Linked DNA regions of Homo sapiens: regions 2 and 3 are each linked to region 1. The links are chromatin contacts, found by Hi-C or POLR2A ChIA-PET in ENCODE. All regions are on one chromosome and are shown on one strand. The core of a region is the stretch at or near the end of the contact, and the rest is flanking DNA. Distances in the headings are between cores, read along the strand shown. Region 1 holds the start of WAC-AS1 (WAC antisense RNA 1). Region 2 holds the start of CREM (cAMP responsive element modulator). Region 3 holds the start of MLLT10 (MLLT10 histone lysine methyltransferase DOT1L cofactor).

Region 1 (3,052 bases), core at 1-2,500:
CTGTTTCCTCGCATACATTACCATCAATGCCCGGCCTGTGAGTGTGTGTCGGGGAGGGGGGAGAGCGGCCGCGAAAGGCGGGCGGGCGCGCAGGCGGCGGCGGCGGCGGGCGGCGGGCAGCCCCGGCACCTGGGCCCGGCGCGCCCTCGGCGACTCTCATCAGCTCCCAGTTACTGGCGCCGGCGCTCCCGGGCCATCTCCCTCCGTCGACACCACGCTCACTCTCAGCCGGGGCAGCGGCGCCAACTACACGGCGGCACCGCGAACCGGGGGGAGGGGGGCAAGACGACGCGTCCGGCTCAGCCCCGCGGAGAGCGACTGCCTCCTCCGCCTTCTCCTCCTCCTGCTCCGCCGCCTCCTCCCCTCCTCCCCCCGCCGCCGCCGCTGCTGCCGCCGCCTGGTCCTTCTTCTCCTCCTCCTCCTCCCGCCGCCGCCGCCGCCGCTGGTGCCGCCGCTGCCGCTCCACCAACTACATCCGGGCAACTCGGACGCTGCCGCCTTCGGGAAACCTCGGCAGTTTCCGCCGGGCCCCTCCTCTCCCACCCTCGGCCTTCCTCCCCGCACCGCGCGGGTCCGGAACACCGCCCTCGGCAAACCTCGGCTGGCTCCGGCCTTTCTCCTCCTCTGAGGCCTGGATCTTCTCTTCGCGACCAGTCTGCCCTTTCCTTCTTTTCCTCACTCGCGAGTCGGCCACCGCCGTTCCCGTTTAGGGATAGTCTCGCTCGGGCGCCTGCTCGAGGCTGATCTCAGGGGCTCCGGGCTGCGCAGGGAGGGAGCCGCCTTCCGGAAGAGGACGGTGGGGCGCGAGGGAAGCCATCGCGGACTAAATAAGGGAGGCTGCAGCGGCTGCGCGTGCGCCCAGAGGCGCAGCGGGAGGGGGTGCTCTCGGGCGAGCTCTCCGGCCGCGGCCCCCGCCCCTGCGCTGTCGGGCGGGGAGGTCGGAAACCCCCTGGCGAGACCACGGGCGGACGCTTCCCGAAGAGCTGCCTGGGCTGCAGCCGCGGAAGCTGCGTTCTGGGGAGCGGGGAGCGTGCTCCGGCGCCTTCGGGCCGCTGCTGGAAGCCGGAACCGAGCCCGGGCCGCTGCCCCTCACCGGACGCCGCGCGCCACCGGCCCTCCGCGGGGCAGGGGCTGCTGCGAGCTCGCCGGGCGCCCTTTAGACGTAAGTCTCACCCTGCGCCCCGAGGCAGGAAGGAGCGCGTGCAGTCCCGGCCAGAAACGGCTAATAGGAAGGGCTGAGGGGTTCTGTGTTCAAGGCAGAAGGCCGTGCGTCAGGGCGGCCCTCAGCGGAGATGCGTGCACGGAGCGGGGAGCGCCGCTCGGGGCAGGGAATGAAAGCGGCGCTTGAGACTGGAAATTTAGGGAGATGAGTTCCTTGGGAACAACGCTGAACCATCTCACTGCCCCACCCTACCCCTTGTTATTTTTTTTTGAGACAGGTCTCGCGCTGTCGTCCAGTCTGAGTGCAGTGACGCGATCACGGCTCACTGCAGCCTCGACCTCCGGGGCTTACGGGTCATCCCACCTCAGCCCTCTAAGTAGCTGGCACCACGGGCATGCACCACCACACCCGGCTAATTTTTTAAAAAAAGTTTTTCCGGAGATAGGGTCTCGCTGTGTTACCCAGGCTGGTCTCGAACCCCTGGCCTGAAGCGATCCTCCCGCCTCGGCCTCCCAAAGTGCTGGGATTACAGGCGTGAGCCACTGCGCTCGGCTTTTCACCCCTTTCTAACGTTTTCCATCCCTTTCTAACGTTTTCCATACCCAGCGGTGCCCTGCCCACCCTCTCTTTATCTCTCACTTTTCCCTCCTCTGTTTCTTCCTCGCTGAAGTCCATTGGTGAAAGAAAATTCATGTGAAAGTTCTCAGGTGTGTTAAGTGAAATTGCTACAAATTTGATTTTATGTACTGCTGCAGGTACATTGAGAGAAGAAACGTGAAGTATACCAAACAACCGTTAGTTGAGAGTGGTGGTATTCGGGTGATTGGTTGACTTTTTTTTTTTTTTTTGCACTATTTGTAAGGCAACATAGTTTAATGAAAAGAATTGTGGTAAACATAATTAGGTGATTAACACAGAAGAGGCAAATAGTAAACAAGTCAGAAGAAACAACCCCCTCCAAAAAATAAAAAGTAACTGATTTACTTGGTATCCAAGAAGTTACGTTATTGCTAGACCTAATAGAATGGAGAGATGGAATGATGTAGGGAGAAAGGCTCTGAAATCACAACTGGTTGGAAAAAAAATTTTAATTACATAATCTTATTTGTCACATCCATCTGCCAGATGTAGAGCTTATTGCTGTTTGTGGAGATGTGCAGACCAATAAAAAGCCTATTTAATGCTCTCTTAAACTACCAGTAACTAAAAAAAAAAATTGACAGTGACTGAAATTATGAAAACAAAAAAATTCGGTAGCATCTTAACATGTAATTTCTGACATATTTGTAGTGAATCCATTGAAGACAAACATCAGAGGAGTACAACAAATAACATTTCATAGAAACTTTGAAAACTGGCAGCAAAATTACTACTAATTTGTTTGATAACTAGATGTCTGCTGAAATTGGTATAAACCATTTGCTCAAAAGTAGCCAGGCATGGTGATGCATGCCTGTATTCCTAGCTACTCCCAGAGGCTGAAGCTGAACAATCACTTTAGTCCAGGAGTTCGAGACTGCAGTGAGTCATGATCACACCAGTGCACTCCAGCCTGGACGACAGAGGGAGACCCTGTCTCAAAAAGTAAATAGGCCGGATGCAGTGGGTCATGCCTGTAATCCCAGCACCTTGGGAGGCCAAGTCAGGTGGATCATTTTGAGGTCTGGAGTTTGAGACTAGCCTGGCCAACATTTTGAAACCCCATCTGTACTAAAAATATAAAAGTTAGCCAGGTGTGGTGGTGTGCGCCTGTAATCCCAGTTATTCGGGAGACTGAGGCAGGAGAATCACTTGGGCCTGGGAGGCGGAGGTTGTGGTGAGCCAAGATCTTGCCACTGCACTCCAGTCTGGGTGACAGTGAGACACTGTCTCTAAATAAAACCACATTAT
Region 2 (2,990 bases), core at 95-2,594, 6.6 Mb before region 1:
CTCAGGTATCTGATATACAAATAAAACGCAACAGGATCAAGAAACATGCTGAGGCCAGGCGCGGCGGCTCACGCCTGTAATCCCAGCACTTTGGGAGGCCGAGGTGGGTGGAAGGTCAGGAGTTCGAGACCAGCCTGACCAACATGGTAAAACCCCATCTCTACTAAAAATACAAAAATTAGCAGGCGTGGTGGCGCATGCCTGTAATCCCAGCTACTCGGGAGGCTGAGGCAAGAGAATCGCTTGAACCCAGGAGGCAGAGGCTGCAGTGAGCCGAGATCATGCCCCTGCATTCCAGCCTGGGTAACAGCAAGACTCCGTCTCAAAAAAAAAAAGTATGTTTAATAATGTGTTTATTCCCCAGATTCAACAGGCTCTGGAAACCTTACCAGATGGCCCTAAAAAGGCAAGACTCAGGCAGAAGGGAAAATGCGCCTTCCGAGAGCGGTCGCGGCTCTGCCCTTCCCACTCCGGAGACTGCCCGCGCCCGGGACCGAATGACTCAGCTGCGAGGCCCTCCGGCCCAGGTTTTGGGGGAAAACGGGCTGCGTCCGCTTTCGTCTAAACTGCGCTCGTAAAGTGGGGCAGAGGCGCTGGGGGCACTCAAATCCGAGGTCCTTACTTCTGGATTCCTTTTCCTTTTCCGAGTTAAACCGCTCCCCTGAGCCGCACGGCTCTCTCAGGGAGGATTTTCCAACTCGTCCCAAGTTCGCGAGGAGGCAGGCGGGTCCCGGGGCAGCTGAGCGCACGAAGCGGGCGTGGGGCGGCGAGCCGGCGGCCTCGGGGGCGCCGAGCGAGGGGCCGCGTCAGGTGAACTCGCGGCTGCCCCGCCAGTCCTTGGCCCGGCCCCGGGGTCCCGGCCCGCCGCCCACGGCTCCGCTCGGCCTCTGCTGCTCCACCGCACCCGGCTCCGCTCCGCCTCCTGCCTCCACCTCCACCTCCTGCGCCGCGTCGCCCGCTGCTGGGTCTCGGGGCCGGAGCCGACGCACCACTTACCCGCCGCAAAGGGATTTACGTAGCGGACCTCGTCACTGATTACGGACGCGAGGAGGTGGAGACGGCGAGCCCGACCGCCGCTCAGCAGCGGCGCCGCCGCCCAGCAACCCGGAGCCGGCAGCGGCCCCACGTAGTCCTCACGTCAGCTGTGATGCGGTAGCCGCGGCCTCCCTGCCGACCCCGGACCAAAAGTAGCGCTGCAGCCGACCGAACCGCGTCCTCCCGCCCCGTCCTCCCCTCCCCCACGCCGGGACGGCCTCCCGGGGGAGGCCCCGAGGAAAAAAATCCAGGCTCGAACTCCGCCCCCTGCCGGCCGCCAGCAGGAGTGAAGCGCCACAATCCAACAATGAAATGGAACCGGGGAGGGGCGGCGGGAAGGTGCGGGTCAGGGGGCGGGGCCTAGGGATAGGGAGAAGGAAGGTCAGGGGGCGGGGCCAAGAGGAGGAACTAGCCTGGAGGTGGGGCGGAAGGTAGGGGCGGGGGCAAGGCTGGAAACCGGAAGCTGCCCGTGCCGCGCCGCGCGTGCGCCAGAAATCCAATGACTTGTCAGCCAGAGTAACGGCTGTTGTCAGGTCTTCAGGGTCTCGAGGTCGGTTTCTTCCTAACGCCGCCAACCCCAAGCTAAGGTCCGCGAGCGTCTCACCTCTGTCCAGGCTGGGCTGCAGTGGCGTGGTCTCGGCTCTCTGCAACCTCTATCTCCCCAGGCTCAAGCGATCCTCCGGCCTCAGCCTCCTGAGTAGCTGGGACTGCAGGCGTGCTTCTTCTGACTTCTAAAAGCTATCTACATACCTTGACTAGTGGCCCTTTTCCTCCATATTCACAGCCAGTCACAGCTGGTTGAGTCCTTCTCCAAAAGAAGCTTGAGCTCCTGAGACAATTCACCTGCTTCTTAGGGTCATTTATTGCAGTTTATCCCAGTATTTGACTGGAAATGGTCCGCATGCTGGGCCCGCTGGCTCGGGCCTGTAATCCCAACACTTCGGGAGGCCAAGGTGGGAGGATCGCTTGAGCCCAGGAGACCAGCCTAGGGAACACAGTGAGACTTCATCTCTTTTTTTTTTTTTAGATTAGAAAGGTCGGCCGGGGGCTCACGCCTGTAATCCCAGCATTTTGGGAGGCAGACATGGGCAGATCACCTGAGGTCAGGAGCAGCCTGGCCAACATGGTGAAACCCCATCTCTACTAAAAATACAAAAATTAGCTAGGAGTGGTGGCAGACGCCTGTAGTCCCAGCTAGTTGGGAGGCTGAGGCAGGAGAATCGCTTGAACCTGGGAGGTCAAGGCTGCAGTGAGCTGAGATCGTTCCACTGCACTCCAGTCTGGGTGACAGAGCGAGGCTCCATCTCAAAAATAAAAAAAGTAATGGGATATCAGGAATAAAGAATAGCAGCATGGTTATAGAGTACAGTAGGTCCTCACTTAACGATAGGTTCTTAGAAATCATGGCTTTAAGCCAAACAACTTACAGCAGGTCCACAAAAAAATTTTCATTCAGTGTTGTTTTCATTTCGTTATAATATTGATGATAACAAAAATCGGTTTCATTGTACGTTGTTTCACTGAAAACCAGTTTCTAAGAAGCTATTGACAATGTTAAGTGAGGATTTATTATTTCATATCAGTTACTGTAGTGTCAGAGTGTTTTCATAATTTTCACTGAGCAGGACTTAATCTAAATCCAATCTGAACCTTTGTTCAAATCTAATTTTCGTAGGTCAAAGGGAATGTATCCACAACAATTGTCTCTGTAACAGGAGTTCATATGAATCAAAAAGAATCAAAGGAATGGCAATTTCTTATTTGCAAAGTATTTGCTCTACGGTTTCCTTTCTTGCCAGTATTTTACTCCCATATGTATGTAGTCTTAATTATAAAGTTCAGAAAGCACAAACCATATTTTTTTGTTCATCTGTTTTTTTACAAAGATCAATACTGGAGGTGAGATACACATACTTACAAGCCCATCAGTTCATGGCCTCTGCTATACCCTTGCT
Region 3 (3,275 bases), core at 28-2,527, 7.0 Mb after region 1:
CAGCCACCTAGGCTGGTGGTGGCCTGCCGCGGCCACCCCACAGGCGCTGCAGCAGCCCCGCCACTCCCGCATGGTCAGCAACGGACTCCGCCATCTCCTCCGCAGACAGCTACCGGGCGGCGGCGGCAGGGCCCGAGCCTTCTGGCTCGGGGTGCAACGGGCCCCGCATCCCTCCCCATCTAAAGAGGCAAGGCGACCCCCAGCCTCCCCACACTGGCGCCGCGTTCCCGAGCCCGTCTCCACGCCACAGGAAGTCTCCAAACACTGCGGCAGACAGGCGGCTGCAGGCCAGGGGAGAAGAGGGCGCTCCACTCTCCCAAACCCACCCCCGTGGCCCCGGGAACCCCGGGAAGGGCGCGCACCGCCCCCGCCCCCGCCCCCGCCCCCACCCCGGCCCAGATCTCGAGGGCGCGGCCGCCGCCCTGCCCCGCCCCGCCCCGCCGAGTCAGCAGACCCCGGCCCCAGGCGCAGGCGGCGGCCGAATGACACTTGAGAGAGTGAGAGCGGAATCACATGACAGTCCGGGCCACACGCACTTTCTCCCACATGCGCGGCCCACACCCCCCGCGCCCCGCCGCGGACCCTCCGCGTCCCTCCCGCGGCCGCGGCACGGGGCGGGGGCGCCGGCGGTTGCGGCCCAGGTGGGGGCGGCGGTGACCGTTGGGCGCAGGCCGGCGCGCCCCGGCGGGCGGTTGGGTGTTTACCTTGATGCACCGCGACGCTGCAGCCGTGCCCGTCGCAATAAACCAGCGGGTTCTCGGCCCAGCCTCTCTCGTCTGAGCAAACGCAACAGCCTCCAATCATCTCCTTCATACTATGGGAGACCTCGTCCTCCAGTGACACGGGCCGGTCGCTAGAGACCATCTAAGAGGGAGTTGGGGGGACCATTAAAAAACACATGCAAGCCGATTAGTGCTTCCCCCCCACACAGCCCCCCGAGCCCGCCCCGGCGCCCCCCGCCCGGCCCGGCAGCCCACCGCTCGCTCACTCGGGCTTTGCCGCTCAGTCACTCACGTTCCGCACAGGAGTCAGGAGCCATGTCCTTGCTGATTCCCCCCACCTCCCCTCCACCGCCTCCTCCGCCTCCTCCTCCTCCTCAGCGTCTTCCCTCCCCACCTCCACCCGGCCGCTAACGCGGGCGCCCGGAGAGGGCACACATAATCAAGAGGGCCTCCGCACAGGCGCACTGGGGGGAGGGGGGGCTCCCGCTGGGCCAGGGGCAGCGAGGGAGGGGAAGGGGGCTGCGCTTCCTCCTCGGAGCGTCACTTGGCGTGCGCGCCCGTCCTGCGGCCGGCGTGAGGGAGGAGGCCTGGGCGAGGCTAGCCCTGCGTGCGCGCTGCCGCGGCCTGTTGGCTGCCCCCGGCCTACCTCCGGGGCCCCGTCCCCCTCCCCCGCGCCGCTCGCCGCCGCCGAGGTGTGCTGGGGGTGGGCGCGAGGGGAGCCGGCGGCGCGCGGAGGCCGGAATGAACGGGCGCGGGGGCGCGCACGCGGGGGCGGGGACGTTAGGGCCGCCCTCTGCAGCGCTGGTGGCGCGGGCCGCGTGTGAGCGTCGGGAAGAGGCCTGGGAGGTGGCGGGGGAGGTGGACGCCCAGGGCTGGGAAGGGGTTTTCTCAGAATCGCCAGAGGGGAGTCCCCGGGGGCATCATCTCCGTGCCCTGGGAACCTACCTGCTGGCCTTTTCCTCCAAGACTGGCCCGTGGAAAACGAGGGTGGGGCGAGTGTGCCAGCTTCCATGAAGGGTGTAATGAAGCATGGCTTCCTGCAGTTGGCCGCGCTAACTTCACAGTGCTGCCGCAGCCACTCCACCCATTAAATTCACGTCCTGGACTCTTCCCAAAGTTCACCCGCTGGAAGTCCTACCAAATCTGCCGCCCATTTTCGCACTACGTGGGCCCCAATGACAAACGAAAGTGTATTCCAGGCTGAAGGTCAAAAGCCTGTGTTAGGGCTGCACTCGGAGAGGGAACGCCAAGGCGCCCCTCAGCTCGGTGTGCAGGACAAATGGTGGTTTATCCGGAATTAGCAATATAATACGATGATCCGGAAAATGCAGTTGTATTACACCAAAAGGAAGAAGGAACTCTAGCCCTCCTAGTCAGTCGCTAAAACATAATTAACGCCATCAGACAGTGGCGTCCAGTTTTGATGGAGGATTCCTCTGATCCGGGTCTTTTCTCCAAATTTATACTTGGAAATGTGAGGTCATTTAAAAGTGGCAGAAAGATGAGAGCTCCCACCTCACAAACAAATGGAAAATGGATTAGGCCTATCTGCATAGATTAATTAGCTGGATGCTGAGCACTTTTAAACTAAAATCTTCCACTGTCTGCCTATTCCTTATGCATCCGTAAAGCCCAATATTGATGTTTAAGCAAAAAATGTCTAATTAGAAAAGTTTCGCATGAAATCAGAATTATGCATAGATTGTTTAAATGACAAGCCCAGTTAAAAGGCGAATTCATGACTTTTGATTAATACCTTGCAGGTACAAAATGGTTCTTTATCAGCAATTCGCATTATAAATGTGCTGATCTGGAAGATGCACTTTCACAGTGCTAAAGCATAGAGAACCCAAGTTCTCCTAGTCGGTCGCCAAAAGATAATATAATGGTTTGGGCTTTAAAAGCCTTCTAAATGTTCTTCTGATAAAGGGGGGTTAGAAAAGGTATCATGGCTGTTTTTCTATTTCAAATTAATTGCTAGAAATCTGTGTAAGAGTGATAATAGGTATACAGCACAATGAGAGCATATATAGCAAATTCAGATGTTTTAAAAGCTGAGATATACAAAGTAATGGCAATTAAAATATACACTAAAACAATGAGAATTCACATAGTGCATTTAGAAAAGGTGACTACAAGACTACATAATATGAATTCTTTTTTGGGATGTGACAACAATTAATACATTTCTGGATATATAATAATTATATTTTTTAACTACCTTAAAAATTTATGAAACTAAAACGGGCTTCAAACAAAACTATACTGTCTTGTGTATCTTAACCATATATTTTATCTTCACCCTTATACAAAGGATACCAGCTCAATATCCAAGTCCTGTTCAGACTCTTACTATAGAGCAATTCTGAGTTAAAAATCAGTGTGAAACTTCCCCTCCCAAACACTGCAGCCAAGCCTTAATGCATTAAATTATTTAAAAACACATTTGTTTTATTTTTAATGCATTGGAGCTTAGTTCTTGTGAAGGAATTAATTTGTATGTAAAGAAGGATGGGTACCTTGCCCTATTCTTTAACACTTAAAACAAATGTA

What was found. A loop is a pair of places that touch in the nucleus more often than their neighbours do. ChIA-PET counts read pairs that join two places held with the same protein, here RNA polymerase II (POLR2A). Pooled maps may share reads with other maps.
Region 2: a loop to region 1 is called in a map of B cell, with 38 times the contacts of the local background. The contact joins the promoter of CREM here to the promoter of WAC-AS1 in region 1. A Hi-C loop is called at or near these places in 2 of 168 maps with a recorded cell type or tissue (B cell and naive thymus-derived CD4-positive, alpha-beta T cell) and 6 of 50 pooled maps.
Region 3: a map of naive thymus-derived CD4-positive, alpha-beta T cell shows a loop between it and region 1 (24-fold over the local background). The contact joins the promoter of MLLT10 here to the promoter of WAC-AS1 in region 1. A Hi-C loop is called at or near these places in 1 of 168 maps with a recorded cell type or tissue (naive thymus-derived CD4-positive, alpha-beta T cell) and 9 of 50 pooled maps. POLR2A ChIA-PET finds 5 or more read pairs at or near these places in 1 of 52 experiments (activated CD8-positive, alpha-beta T cell).

What each region holds. Positions count from the first base shown.
Region 1 is chr10:28,530,552-28,533,603 of GRCh38, reverse strand. It overlaps WAC-AS1 (WAC antisense RNA 1), which reads left to right and starts at 1,250. Exons shown (of 3, transcript NR_033805.1): 1 at 1,250-1,869. WAC (WW domain containing adaptor with coiled-coil) reads right to left here and starts at 486. Exons shown (of 14, transcript NM_016628.5): 1 at 1-486. The coding sequence starts at 24. RefSeq lists silencers at 3-82, 293-442, 813-1,232 and enhancers at 593-782, 403-1,086.
Region 2 is chr10:35,125,200-35,128,189 of GRCh38, reverse strand. It overlaps CREM (cAMP responsive element modulator), which reads right to left and starts at 1,344. Exons shown (of 8, transcript NM_183011.2): 1 at 997-1,344. It also overlaps a transcript of CUL2 not described here. RefSeq lists an enhancer at 307-376 and silencers at 737-876, 937-1,456.
Region 3 is chr10:21,532,234-21,535,508 of GRCh38, reverse strand. It overlaps MLLT10 (MLLT10 histone lysine methyltransferase DOT1L cofactor), which reads right to left and starts at 1,277. Exons shown (of 23, transcript NM_001195626.3): 1 at 989-1,277; 2 at 705-864. The coding sequence starts at 864. RefSeq lists enhancers at 1-279, 995-1,708 and silencers at 340-429, 570-909, 1,020-1,089, 1,100-1,629.